Regions from separate parts of the Homo sapiens genome. Here region 1 is linked to region 2. A link is a loop called in an ENCODE intact Hi-C map of the cell type or tissue named here. Cell type or tissue: lower leg skin. All regions are shown on one strand. Links, peaks and the distances in the headings refer to the core of each region. The heading gives the core; the rest is flanking DNA.

Region 1 (7,689 bases), core at 1,748-5,747, 300 kb before region 2:
CGTTTGGAAGCTTAACAGATGCTTCACATTTAACATGTCCACATCTATTCCTTCAGCTGAAGTAATGGCAACTTCATTCTTTTAGGATCTCACAGCAAAAACTTTTATGCCACCCTCAACTCTTGTATTTATCTTATATACCACATAAAGTCAACAAGCAAATCCTATTGGCTTTTCCTTCAAAATATATCTAGAATTTAACCAAAGTATACCTAGATTTCTATATAGAATTTAGTATATTCTATTTTATCTAGAATATGCTTGGATTTATCTTCCCACCTCCACTGCCACCACTCTGGCCCATCATATGCTACCTAAACTATTGCAATACCTCCAAACAGATCTCTTGTTTCCACCTTTGTCCTCCCCAGGTCCTTTCTTAAAACAGTAACCAGAGTCACCTTTCTATAACTTAAGTCATGTCATGTGTCTCCTCTGCTCAAAGCCCACCAATGTAAATCGCATTCAAAGTAAAAGCCAAAGTATTAATAATTGTTATGGATCATAAGGTCCTCCATAATGCAGCTCTTGTACCTCTCTTATTTCATTTCTTACTACCCTCTGCCTTATTCACTCTATGACAGCCACCCTGGCTTCCTTGGTCTTCCATAGTCTGACCTCAGCATCTTCCTGGCATGCTCTTCTCTCGGATACTCATATTGTTAGCTCCTTTACTTCCTTCAGGTGTTTATTCCAACTTTCCTTCTAGTGATGCTCCTCCTGAGTTCAGTCATTCCCCTCAATACTTACTCTCCCCACTTCCCTGCATTATATCTATCTATCTATCTATCTATCTATCTATCTATCTATCTATCTATCTATCCTTATTTAGCAATATCTAACATGGCATGTCTTTTAGCCATTTATCTTATTAATGTCTGACTCTCCCCGTGGAAGACCTCTGAAGGCTGGTAGCTTTTCCTGTTTTGCTCCACTGAGGCATTTCTGTGGCATACATTGTGCCTGCTGTATAACAAATACTCATAAGAGATTTTCTGAGTCAATGAGTGATGCAGTGAAGTCCATCCAGTATTGAATATGGTCAAATGTAGTCACTGGATAGTTTTGGTCATTACTTTGTGGGAAACACTATGAAAATGGTAGGTTTTTAAAATATGTATATATACATATATATATATATATATATATACACACACACACATACATATATATATATATATATATATATATATAATTTCAATAGTTCCTTAAGAAAAAGGTTTTTCTCATTGAAAGGGTGTTAGAAAATTTTGAATTTTATATGTACCTCCTGTATTTATCAAGCAATCATCTTTCTCCTATTGTGGAGAAAATCACAAATATTTGATATGTAAACAACCACAACTCTCTCTCTCTATATATATATATGTGTATATATATATATACACGTATATATATATATACATGTATATATACGTATATACGTATATATACGTGTATATATATACACACACACACACACACAATTTCATGTGGAATATATAACATAATTTTGTGTGAAATATATGTGTGTGTATATGTACATACACACACATCAGATTGATGTATCCCACACAAAATCCTGTATGGAGTTTAAAAGCCTGTTACGTTTCATTCTCTATGGAGATGTTTAAAGTCAAATTTAAGGCATAATATTAGAACTAAAAGAATAGAAACATGATTTTTAAATTGTGAAAACAGGTATTTATATATTGTTTCAAAGAGATATTTGATAAATAAATGAAAATTGGTGAAAGTATATGAGGAATTCATCTTTTAATTAGCACTTTGGTGGCTTTTGTCTTAGCCATATAAAATTACAGAAAACATAGATTCAAAATTGAATTTCATAACAGATGACACTTAATTTAGCCCCATTTATAAAGTAGATGATTATTCTTGCTGATTGGTATTCCTAAGGAGATTAATAATTTATTATGTCTTTATCCCTTCTAGGGTTTAGTTACATACAGTTCACAGTATTTCATAGATACTAACTTGTTAAGAAAATGATTGATTATACATCCTTTCTTGGTACTGTTCTATTTCAGGAATATTTTCTAGAAAATCTAACAGAATTTCCCTATGGAATAGGAACTTTAATGATGACATAATACTATATATATATATATATGTTTATAAACTAAAATGATTAGAGATCCTTGGGACTAGAGCCAGGTGACTGAGCCAAGAAAGAAAGTGTCCACAACAATTAGTGACACATTACAAGGTATGCAAATATTCAGTCTCATTTAATTAATAATAAGCCATGATTATTAATAATGTAGCATTATTACTAAGAAAATGGAAACTTGTCCATTTTGTTTCATAGATGCTAATAGTCAGAGAGGAATTAAGTTTACCTGGAAAATGGTATGGGGGGTCACAGAGAAGCACCATTCCTTTCCCTTCTTTTACTCTGACCTCAGGACGTTCCTCAGGTGGGAAAGGATCAAGATCTAATTACGAAAGAAAAAAAGAGAAACATTCACTCTCTGGTCAATAGAAAGAGAGACATTCATCAATTTTACCTTTCAGCAAATAACTCATTCGTGAGATACAGCACTTCTCAGTGGTTTGGTGAAGCCTAGTAAAGTCAGCTCCTCGTTCTTACATTGCTGAGATTTTGTATAGACTATTAAAAAGTTCTGTTATGAGCTCAAAGTCTATGGATATTGGGAGCAGCCTGCATAAGAATTCTGACAACCCTGAAAATCACAAATATCCTGAAGACTTTTGTTTCAGACTTAGGGAGAATCTCAGTCAGGGTATCTGGAAATACAATGAAATCAGACAAACCAGGGACCTACCAAAGAAAGTAAGTAAGAAGGAATGACTTAGAGGAATGGACTCATTTGAAGGGTATTTCTCTTCCTGAGGGAGGGCTTGGATATCGGGAAGGAATAAGGGTGAAAGGCAGGACCCTCATTAGGGAACGTGAAAGTAACCAATCTCTTGCTCCTTCTCAAATTCTGGGTTTGTTTCAGTTCTAATTTTCTTTACTCTTTTCTATGTATTTGGAACTTACATTTCACTTGATTCCTTGATATTCTTCCAGTTCTTCATTTGTTTTACTGATACTCATTCTATTTTTTTCTGCCTCTCTTCCTGTTCCTAACCTGTGATCGGCACCCAAATTATAACATTGAATTGTTACTTTTCTCAGTATAAAGTGTATACCTCTGAAAATTCATCTATGCTAAGTGTTACTTTTTTGCAGAGGACTTTTCAAATCTACTTCTCTAGGCCTGGTGTCTTACTTGAATGCCATCCCTATCCTCAATAGCTTACTTGACATTTCAACTTGGATAACTCAATATCAAAATAACCTCTGCATGTGAAGCAACCATTTAAATGCTTCCTGCCATCCTTGAAATTGGTTTTTCTTGCTCCCATCCCATTATTAATGAGAACAGAATGTTTCTACCCTCTGACTAGACATAACTTGGAAAAAAAATGTACAGTCTTCTTTCCTTTTGTGCAATGCAACCTGTTAATTCTTTCCTTATGGTTAATGTATATTATTTACATTTCCACTCTCACCACACTAATTTAATCTTACTTCTCTTCCTGGACCTTTCTCATTCCCTCCTGATAAACCCTACCATGAAGGACTTCTTAAAACATTGTTTTCATCCTATAATTCATTTTGCAAAAGATTTAAGTGCTGACAAATCACATACTGGAGATCACCTGGTCCAACTCATCTCCCAATGTAAAATTTTCTTTCAAAACAACCTCTAATTTTTAGCTTAGCACAGTTTTTCATTATTAGCCCTAATTAAAAGAAATGTTTCATGTAATTTAAATTTAAAATAAATTAACTAAAATATAATTAAATTTATTCCTACTATTAGAAGTTAAATATTAGGGAATACAATATTGTCATATTGGGTTGATCTTTGAAGAGTCACAGACATTATGTTGCAATATGTGACATTTTCTTCCCCCAAAAGACAATTTTCACCCCCTTAGGGGTGATAGTGCCCCTTTGATAATACATGGCTTGTTGCTTCCATTGATGTCTTTTTTTTTTTTTTTTTTTTAAGGCAGAGTCTTGCTCTGTCATCAGGCTGGAATGCAGTGGCACAATCTCGGCTTACTGCAACCTCCGCCTCCCAGGTTCCATCAATTCTCCTGCCTCAGCCTCCCGAGTAGCTGGGATTACAGGCATGCACCACAACGCCCAGCTAATTTTTGTATTTTAAGTAGAGACAGGGTTTCACCATGTTGGCCAGGATGGTCTCGATCTCCTGACCTCATGATCCACCAGCCTCAGCCTCCCAAAGTGCTGGGATTACAGGTGTGAGCCACCGCGCCCAGCCTGATGCTAACTTTTAAAGAGTCATTCAAGATCCTCAGACGCTGGCCTTCCTTTATTTGACAACATCATCTTTCACTGTTTCAAGTGCATTCATAGTATGCCTTGTGGTGCTTTGTTGTCTCCATTACACAATTAGGGTCCACTCATCTTGTAAGATCCACCTCATCTATGATGCCTTCCTCTCACTATCCTTTCCTGATTGTTCTTCTTGCTGAACTCACCTAAACACGCTTGCCCTTTTTTAAAAGTTACAGTTTACTTACATCCAAAGCTCAGGGTTGCTTCAGTGCTTCTGACCATCCCGTAGTTATTAGATGCTAAACAGTAGTATATTCCAGCATCTTTCTGTTTGTCAGGGTTGTTGATAACAAGGTTTCCTCCTACCATACTGTATCGATCACTTGTGAGATCAACGTCCCCATTATTCATTCTCCATCTATGAGAAAAAGACACAAAGGTCATATCACAGGTCATGAGACCTAGAAACTCTACGGAGCTAACACAGTTCTAAAATAATTTGGGTACGGCTCCATGTGAAGTCAGACAATTAAGAATATGATTCAGGTGGTATTTCTTTGTACTCTATGATTCTGAGTCTCTAGGACCATAATTTGTAATTTAGCTCAAGTACAGACAAGGAAACATCAAAGTACATGACGTATTTTGTCTTTTTTTTGTGAGGTATCTCAAGTGACAAATATTTTGTTGAGTTTTTCTCCATAAATTGATTTCTTGGGATGTAATTGATAGCCATCTATGCACCAGTTAGATTCATACATATGCAGATATACTGTATAAAGTATTAAAAGCATTGTTCTACCATAAATAAAATACAAAATATCAATATCTGACTCTAAATTTCAAAGTAATTTTTCAATAAAACAAACTAATTGACAGTGGGTTCTGCTCAATAAGTGACATATTCTGACCACTAGAGGTCAGTCACACAATTTGAAAATGATAAAAGTCAGTTGGGTTTTTAAAAATTTATTCCGAGCCACAAATATACAAGTAAATCTGGATTTTCCTCAGCCTAGAGTTAGTGGTCACTTATGTCTTTTCTCATTACTCTAAGATTACTTTTAATAAAGTGAAAAAGAGGAACAATTCTTTTTCTCCCCAACCACATAATATCATAACAATATAAGACATGCTGCAGATAATCAGAGCATTAACTGATAGGGATAGTGTTATAAATAGACTGGAAACAGGGATCTAACTTTCTGATGTGATGATGAAAAGAATGCATGTAGAAAATAGTTCTCAACTAAGAGAACCAACTGTATAATTTTATAATCATTCTTTATCAGGGTTTATCCTTTAAAGTTCCATGTCCTCAGGAAAGTCATAAGCCTAGAGCTGTGGTCAAATCGCTCAAGTAGTAGTGGCTCGTGGCCACATCGCTCATTTCCTGGCCACTTCTAATTAGAGTAATAATCATGCCCAAAAGTCCTAATGACTTTAGAATATCTGTTGTCAAATCAAAGTTACTGGAACATTATTAGTTACAATTTTCGCAGTATAGGAGATAATTTAAAAGCAAGTATAGAAAACTGTGATTTTGCATTTTTAAAACTTACTAAATTACAATCCAATGAATAAAGCCTTCCTCTTCCCCCAGGTGATGGCAATATTGTCCCTGCCTGAACCATCTAGTGTTAAGTTGCTTAGCTCTTGTCAAGACAGTGGGTTTCTTTGTTGGGCAGCTCCAATTTTTGTAATTTCTCCCTCATTATATTGGTTCCAAATATTTGTTTATTATCTTACCTTCCTCCACATGGATCTGATTGTGCTTGTGACATCATATAAGGATTACCTTTTTCTGTCTTTGAAGAAGTTCACTGGTCTAGTTTCAGAAACATAGACTATTGCTACAATCCCTTTTAATACTTTTTTATTGTAATGCTTGTTTCTTTGGGGATGGGGGCAAGATAATGAAAGCCTCAAGGCTTATAAGTCAGAAGTAAAGTACCCTGTTGTACCTCTCAGGATGTTGCTATGAATAGCACGTTGTCCCAGAACATGCTACAAATATATAACTACTATATGAATGAAAAATTGGATGATTACCAAGGTTAGTATAATTTGTCCTGAAATTATGTACATTTTAAAAACTTTAAATGTTCTTTTCCATCAAACTATTTCCATCATGAGCTGATTTTTTTTCTGTTCTTTCCCCCCACTTTTTTTTTTCCTGTCAAATGCAGACTGTCTTCATAACAAGATTAAACATCTATCTGTCTTCTCCAGTTCTGTCTATTAGTGTATGGATAACCAGGCCAAACTCAAAGTGGGAATTTCAGTGCTGGGTGCAACCTGAGAGAGGCAGTTGGTGACTTACTGGCAAAGCAAAGCTTTGCTTTTTATTGTGCCTGTGGGGTGGGGGCATGGGGGCAGCAAGGAGAAGCATAGCCTTTTCCATGTTTCTAGAATGTTATCTGAGAGCAGCCCTTTCTTTTGGTTGCCTCTGTTCTAGCCTAGAGACTGATTTGCTAAGGTCCCTTGTGTGACTGTTAACAACAGAGTGTCACAGCATAAGTGTCACTGAAAGAGTTTTTGGGATTCTATCAATCTATCCAGATAGATAAATAATGAAAAAATTGCATACCTCATTGGAAGTCATAAAAACTGTGTTTCAGTCTTGGATCTGTGATTTACTAGTTCTTGAGCAAGCAAATTTACTTATTCAGGATTCAGCTTCCTCTCCTGTAAAATTTTCTTGGATTGGATCTCCTCTACAGATCCTATTAGTTCTACTATTCCATGTCAATGACAAATAGGCTCTCATTATATATGGCTTAAGGGTGGAAATAAGTCTAGCCCATCAAATATTTTGAGAACAAATGTGTTATTTATAATTTATAAAATACCTACTTATATCATATTTCCATGTATGAAATTGAAACGATAAAAATAATTTCAATGGGATGGTGATTTTGTATCTAAATTCACAATTTTATCTTAAGAATAATTTTGTGATTATAGCCAAAGGCAGGAAAAAACTGAGTACTGTTAGAATCAAATGGGTGGAAAGGGATATTCTCTTTTGTAAGAACTTTTTATAATAATAGAAAGTTACTTTTGTATCAAGGAAAAAATATTAAAATTAACTTTGTTGAGTGACAACTTTCAATTAAGTCAGGTGACATTAACACACTAGAGCCCCCAATTTCTCCATCAGTCACTTGTTTTGTCTTCATGGAACCATTGCACAGGTGAAATTTAAATCCACTGGCATTTGGTTGATTTTTGCATCTCATTCTTTGCATCAGATGAGAAACTGTTAGTATACTTTTATGACCCATCTGAAGCAGGAAAACTCATTGTTGCTTTTTATAAAGTTGTTTTAGATAGCATACATATGTAACCCAGAAAAATAGTAAGAG
Region 2 (7,689 bases), core at 2,257-6,256:
CACGCCCGGCTAATTTTTTTATTTTTGGTAGAGACGGGATTTCACCACGTTGACCAGGCTGGTCTCAAACTCCTGACCTCAGGTGATCTGCCCGCCTCGGCCTCCCAAAGTACTAGGATTACAGTCGTGAGCCACCATGCCCAGCCTAAAAGGCTAAGGCATTAAGGACCTCAGTGGCTTCAATAGGTAGAGGGGTAGTGGATAAATAAGAAATTGTATCTGTGTGAAAAACTAGTTAAGATCTAAGTTTTATTACTGTCTCCAAATATTCCTCTCATGGACTCTTTTTATGGGATGATAAATATTCTGCATATCCTACCTGGTTTCCTAAAAAGATGAACATATGAAATACGAAGTATATGCACTTAAAATTTCCCCTTAATTTTTTTTTCTTTTTTGAGACAGGGTCTCACTCTGCCACCCAGGTTGGAGTGCAATGCTGCAATCTAGGCTTACTGCAACCTCCGCCTCTCAAGCTCAGATGAGCTTCCCACTCAGCCTCCTAAGTAGCGGGGGACTACAGGCATGTTCTATCACGCCCAGCAAATTTTTTGTAGAGACGGGGTTTCACCATATTGCCCAGGCTGTTCTCGAACTCCTGAGCTCAAGGGATTTGCCCACGTGAGCCTCCCAAAATGCTCAGATTACAGGTGTGAGCCACCATGCCTAGCCTTTCCCCTGAATTATTTATTGCTCTGGTCTACCCTGATCCCATCTACCTCACTTTATTTGAATAATGGGAGTTGGGAGAAAGGCTAGAAGAGTAGCCTTCTGACAACTTCAAAATCAATATGAATGAAGAAAAGACATGATTTTCCTCTTTTCTGGTCGATATGCATTATAGTTTGGATGTTTGTCTCCTCCAAATCTTGTGTTGAAATTTGATCCCCAATGTTGGAGGTGGGGCCTAATGGGAGGTGTTTGGGTCATGGGGGTGGATCCGTTGTGAAGAGATAAATACCCTCCCTGGATGGGGAAGTGAGTGAGTTCCCACTCTTTCAGTTCCCAGGATATCTGGTTGTTAAGAAGATCCTGGCATCTCCGTGATTTCCACATCTGCCAGACCCCCTTCCCCTTCCACCATGAGTGGAAGCAGCCTGAGGCCCTCACCAGATGACTACTCTTCCAGCCAATCAGAATCATGAGCCGAATAACTTTTTCCCCTATAAATTACCCAGTCTCAGGTATTCCTTTATAGCAACACAAATGGACTAATATAGAACCTGAAACTCTAATGAACAGATTGGCAGTGGGGGAAGGATGAAAGATCTCACAACCTTCTTTCAGGTAGTGTGTTGACTCTCTTCCTCTTAAAAAGGAAGGGGGAGGGCAAATCACTATTGTTACCTTACTCCAAATTCCATCAAACATACAATTAATAGAAATGTCTAAAGTTCCTGCAAGTAGATTATCTGTCAGGCAGTAGATTGCCTCCTGGTCTTTTCAGGATCTTCCCAGGAATCTAAGTGTTAAGTTGGGTATGAGGAGGTTGCATTAGATATTGCTTCCCATTTTGCAGACCAGGAATTTTAATAGCAAATTTATTCAGTGTAATTTGTTTCTTGGTGAAGTTAAAATTCTGGAAACAGAACAACAACGTGACCAATCTGAAATAGCATTACCAAGGTAAGTTTTTGTTTTTTTTGTGTGTTTTTTTTTTGTTTTTTTTGGCGGGGTGGGGGGTAAGGAAGGGTTTACTCTAATGGTCTTCTTTTTGCTCTTTAACTGGTAATTATCTAACTCTGTCTTTGCACCTGGAAGTGAAAGAATTCAGCCTTATGTGAGGGAGAATGTCCGCCATGACCCAATTCTCATCCTCCACTGCATAACTCCTGAAAGCGCTGATTGATTTCAAAGAGAGTGCTGTAAAGAGATCCTCTGTGATGTGAAGAGAATTAGAATTGGGCACAAAGGTAGAAGTGTAACTGATGCTAAAAATAGCTCATGCTTTGGAAAGTTGATTAATCCAAAGAAAAGAAGTTATTAAAATGTTCAATTAGAATTTCTGCAGCTTGCAGATTCTATTTTTAATTTCTAAAGCATTACATATGTAAAATGCAGGAGGATGTGAATCTTACTAGGATCAGAAAACAGAGAGGAAAGGGCAAAAGCTTCCTTTAAGCAGCAAACATAGGCAGAATTTGATAGCAGTAGGAGTAATTATTACTGCAGGTGTCCTAGTCTGATATGTCTCTTCATTATTATGACTTTTTTTTTTTTTTTTTTGACAGAGTCTTGCTCTGTCACCCAGGCTGGAGTGCAGTGGCGCAATCTCGGCTCACTGCAAGCTCCACCTCCCAGGTTCACGCCATTCTCCTGCCTCAGCCTCCTGAGTAGATGGAACTACAGGCGCCCACCACCAAGCCTGGCTAAGTTTTTTGTTTTTTTTGTTTTTTTTTTTTTGAGTAGAGACGGGCTTTCACCGTGTTCGCCAGGATGGTCTCGATCTCCTGACCTTGTGATCTGCCCGCCTCGGCCTCCCAAAGTGCTGGGATTACAGGCGTGAGCCACCGCGCCCGGCCGACATTTTTTTTTTTTACAACTTGTATTTCTTTAGAATTCCAGAAATTATTTTAAACATGAATTTTATAAGTTTGATATCCTAGTTTTGAAATAACATGACATTTATTCTTATTATATACGTCTTGAGCACATTAAACAAAGGAGCCATGTAACTCTAAATATTAATCAGTAATATAAAAATCAAATCACCCCTGGAAATAGCACAATCATCTATATACGGTGGCTCAATCTAGAAACCTTAGAGCCCACTTGATTCCTTCTTCTCCCTTATTCCCCACAACCAATCACCAAGTCCAGCAATGTTGCCTCTTTAATAACATTCAAATCAATCTACTTCTCTCCATCCCCATGGTTACAGCCCTAGTCCAATCTATCAAAAGCACTTGCTGAGACTATTCCGATAACCTCCCTACACTTCCTCAAACCTACTTGTGCTCTTCTCCAATCCATTCTCTATTTTAGGGTTACAGTAATGGATCAAATCCACATCTGATTATTTTATCACTCTTCTTAAAAGCTGCTGCTGACTTTTCCCTACTGTTGGGTAGAGTCCAGCATCCTCAATAAGGCTTTAAAGAGTCTGAACTATCCACTCCCCTTCCTAACTCTCCACCCTCATTTGAGTGTCCTTCCCCTTACTCTCTCTGCTCCACCACACTGAACTAGTGATTCCTTGAATTAATAGATACCATCTTCTGAGTGGTTTTTCACATGTTCTTTTTTTTTCTACCTAGAATTTCTGCCTCCCCTCTCTTTGTCTAGATGGCTTCTATTCATTCTTTAGATCTGTTTTAGCATTCAGGAAATCCTCTATCACATGTAAAAGATATATGTCCTATAGATCTTTATAGCATTCAACATACAATAACTCTTCATTTAATTTCTCCTTATCCTTCTATAGTCTATGATAGCAGTGATGTGCTTGTTATTTACTCAGCACATTAGATATAATGCATGGTGAATTATCTAATAGTTATTTACTGGATGAATGATTGCATGAGGTGACATATAGAAACTCAAAGAAGAGGGTCTTTCTGTGTGAAAGAGAATGAAAGGCAGAAAAGCCTCCAGAAGGAGTTACATTTGCGATGGTTCTTGAAAAATAAATAGATATTTTTCAACTCAAAAGAGCTGCTGGATTACTCATAGACCTGGGATTGGCATGAGCAAAGGCACTGATGTGATTGAAGTGTTTGGGAAGTGGGGAGTTTATCATGACTAGAGTAGATAATGGAGGGGGAAGTGATTGTAGTGAGTTAGTGACGCTAATTCAAATGTAGAATGTTAAAGGCTTTTATGCCAGCCTAAGTAGTTCAATTCCAACAGGATAGCAAAATGATCCCAATGATTAATAAAACTACACAGGTGTTAGTGCATCACTATTGAGAGCACCTGATACAGCAGCACATACCTTTCCTTATATTTCTTATTTTTTTTTTAGTCAGTTGGTGTCAAGTGAATTAATTCATTTTCAAACATAAAAGTCTTCATCATAACTCAAATTACATACATTCTATGTTGATTGTAAGATTCTAAGGTTAAAGTTAAGTAATTTTCTAGGAAAGAAAAGCCTTTTTTTTTTCTTTGAGACAAGTTCTCGCTCTGTTGCCCAGGCTGGAGTGCAGTGGCCTGATCATGGTTCACTGCAGCCTCAAACTCCTGGGCTCAAGCGATCCTTCCACCTCAGCCTCTCAAGTAGCTGGGACCAAAGGTGCATGCCACCATGCCTGGCTAAATGTTTTTTGTTTTTGTAGAGAAAGGGGTCTTGCCATGTTGGCCAGGCTGTCCTCGAATTCTTGGCTTCAAGCGATTCTCCCATCTCTGCCTCCCAAAGTGCTGGTATTACAGTCATGAGCCACAAAGCCCAGCCCTATCATTTTTCATTCAAAAAATTTCCAATTTGAGTTTTTTCTTTTCTGAAGATATCCCTTTATCTAGTGGAATTTTCCCATTGAATCTATGAACTGGAAGTGTTTGAAATAAACAGATACAAATGCCAAATGGGAAAGTCATTGATGATGTAAGTGTATTTCAGAAACAATCATATTTTAATACCTCTAAATAGGGGCAAGATTTAAAAGTAACCATGCAAGAAGACAACTCTTTGCTGCCATCTGGTGGCAGCCCTTTTTGCCATCAGACTATCTCTTGAGGTCCCACTTTTAAGTCTCTGTGAAGAAAATAGGCCAGTAAAACCAAGAGTTAAGCAGTTTTGAGAACCCAAGAGAAATTGCTCCATCTGGGATAAGGCTTCTCTGGTCACTACAATTCTTGAAATGCTCAACGGTTCCCCTACTTAACAACTAGGAGGTGGAAATACAGTAGGATTCACAATACGAGGGATGTTAACAAACTCCTTTGACATAAGGCAGGGCTGACTGGGAATCTTGATTGGAAACCCAAAACTCCTTGGAAACTCCCTCTGACCAGAGAGGCTTCTTCTGGTCCATCTTCTCAAATTGCTTCCTTGTATTAACAAAATACGCTCCTTGACTATTCATCAACTCATTAATTTAACAGACGGCTGGGATAATGTAGTAAACAAAGGAGTTATGCAGCTTGCATTGTAGTGAGGGTGACTGACAGACAAATAAATGAGATAGATAAATAAGCAGTTGCAAACTTTAATAATAGTTTTGAAGAGAGCAAGGGTCAGTGGTCATGGAAGGCCTCATGATGATGTAGCACTGCAGTTGAGACCTAAAAAGAAGATAATGAGCTAGTCACGGAAAAAAATTGAGATGAGTGCATTTTAGACAGAAGAGAGAGTGTGTCCGGTCTCAGTGACTTCAAGAATGAAGCTGTGGACCCTCGCAGTGAGTGTTACAGCTCTTAAGGTGGCGCATCTGGAGTTTGTTCCTTCTGATGTTCGGATGTGTTGGGAGTTTCTTCCTTCTGGTGGGTTCGTGGTCTCGCTGGCTCAGGAGTGAAGCTGCGGACCTTCTCAGTGAGTGTTACAGCTCCTAAGGCGGGCGTCTGGAGTTGTTCATTCCTCCCGGTGGGTCCCTGGTCTCCTTGGATTCAGGAGTGAAGCTGCAGACCTTCATGGTGTTACAGCTCATAATGGCAGTGTGGACCCAAAGAGTGAGCAGCAGCAGGATTTATTGCAAAGAGCGAAAGAACAAAGCTTCCACAGTGTGGAAGGGACCCCAACGGGTTGCCACTGCTGGCTAGGGCAGCCTGCTTTTATTCTCTTATCTGGCCCTACCCACATCCTGCTGATTGGTAGAGCCCAGTGGTCTGTTTTGACAGGGTGCTGATTGGTGCCTTTACAATCCCTGAGCTAGACACAAAGGTTCTGCACATCCCCCCCAGATTAGCTAGATACGAAGTGTTGATTGGTGCATTCACAAACTCTGAGCTAGACACAGGGTGCTGATTGGTGTGTTTACAAACCTTGAGCTAGATACAGAGTGCCGATTGGTGTATTTACAATCCCTTAGCTAGACATAAAGGTTCTCCATGTCCCCACCAGACTCAGAAGCCCAGCTGGCTTCACCCAGTGGATCCCTCACCGGGGCTGCAGGTGGAGCTGCCTGCCAGTCCCGCGCGGTGCGCCCGCACTCCTCAGCCCTTGGGTGGTCAATGGGACTGGGCACCATGGAGCAGGGGCCGCGCTCGTCGGGGAAGCTCGGGCGACACAGGAGCCCACGGAGTGGGGAGGAGGCTCAGGCATGGCGCGCTGCAGGTCACGAGCCCTGCCCCGCAAGAAGGCAGCTAAGGCCCAGCGAGAAATTGAGCACAGCAGCTGCTGGCCCAGGTGCTAAGCCCCTCACTGCCCCGGCCGGTGGGGCCGGCCTGCCGCTCCGAGTGCGGGGTCCGCCGAGCCAACGCCCACCCGGAACTCGCGCGCAGCCCCGGTTCCTGCCCGTGCCTCTCTCTCCACACCTCCCCGCAAGCTGAGGGGCCTTGGCCTTGGCCAGCCCAGAAAGGGGCTCCCACAGTGCAGTGGCGGGCGAAGGGCTCCTCAAGTGCCGCCAACGTGCGAGCCCAGGCAGAGGAGGCGCCGAGAGCGAGCAAGGGCTGTGAGGACTGCTAGCACGCTGTCACCTCTCAATAGCATGTGCAAAAGCAATGAGCTAGGATAGAGCTGGAACACTCAGTATCCAGAGATACTAGAGATCTGTAGTGGGAGTATGTCGTGGTGGGAATAGAGAAAATTGCAGCTAGGCCTAGATAATGCAGGGCCTTTAGGCCACTGAAAAGACTTAGGATTTTATTTCGAGTTCAATGAGTAAACATTGGGAAGCTTTAAGCAAAATAATGGCATGATGCAATTTACATTTTCGGTTTAGTCATTGCTGGCAATCAATGTATTGTAAGAGGACAGGAAAGAAAGTTTATAAAAGTGAATTAGGAATTTAACACCATGATCTAGGAAATAGGTGTTGGTACTTTGTACTTTGTGATGACAGGAGACTTTCAGAGAAATGAGTAGATCCAAAAATCTTTTGAAAGTCAAATCAATGGGACTTAGGTGAATAAAGAAAAGGGAAGACATTTTGATCATGAGCAATTGACAGGAGGGTGGTATTGCCACTTTTTGAGATGAAGAAGAATGAAACGGAAAGATGAATTGGTGGAAAATGAAAGATGTCTGTTTTGGAGACTGTGCCTTTGAGACACCCTTGTGAAAATACTGTGTAGGAAGAAGTTTTGAGAGTGCTTCCCAGAAGGAAGATCTGGACTTGAAATGTAAATTTAGTAGTGACCAGCATAAAGATATTACTTTAATCCACAATTATTGAAAATATCACCTAGGGAAGCTATAGCAAAAGAAGACAAGACAAACCAGACTATAAGAATCATCCCGTTAGATGGCCTTAACATGTTTTTTTTTGTTTTTTTCCCTCAGCCCACTAACTGTGACCATATAGTACCCCATTCATATTATTTCTAAAGTCCCCAGCTCTATACCAAAATGTGATCTCTATCCCACTGTAGGGGCCATGGGAAAACGTCCCCTTTGCCCTCTGAAGTTTCACTAAAAATCAACAGACAAAAGACAGATTAATAAGAGAAGAAGCACACAGATGTATTAATGTGCATGGGGTAAAAATCACAGAGTGATTCCCCACTCACACAATGGGGTACAGATACTTATATACCCTTCTTATTAGGAGAAATGGAGATGGGGAAATGTGGATGATTTTAGGTGGGTAGTAT

The links. Hi-C counts contacts between places; a loop is a spot of excess contacts. Peaks named below come from ENCODE experiments on the same cell type or tissue, not always from the same donor. Only the 100,000 strongest peaks of a DNase experiment are listed, where the experiment ranks them.
Region 1: it touches region 2 in a loop (10-fold over the local background); 82 of 110 quality-filtered maps call a loop at or near these places.

Annotation. Positions count from the first base shown.
Region 1 is chr12:40,919,306-40,926,994 of GRCh38, reverse strand. It overlaps CNTN1 (contactin 1), which reads right to left. Exons shown (of 24, transcript NM_001843.4): 5 at 4,567-4,739; 6 at 2,343-2,438. Among named protein-coding and RNA genes, the nearest start is that of CNTN1, 230 kb to the right of the region's middle. In lower leg skin, for the core only: no CTCF peak of the experiment used is centred there; no DNase peak of the experiment used is centred there.
Region 2 is chr12:40,619,389-40,627,077 of GRCh38, reverse strand. No RefSeq gene overlaps it. Among named protein-coding and RNA genes, the nearest start is that of CNTN1, 69 kb to the left of the region's middle. In lower leg skin, for the core only: no CTCF peak of the experiment used is centred there; a DNase peak (open chromatin) is centred at 4,636.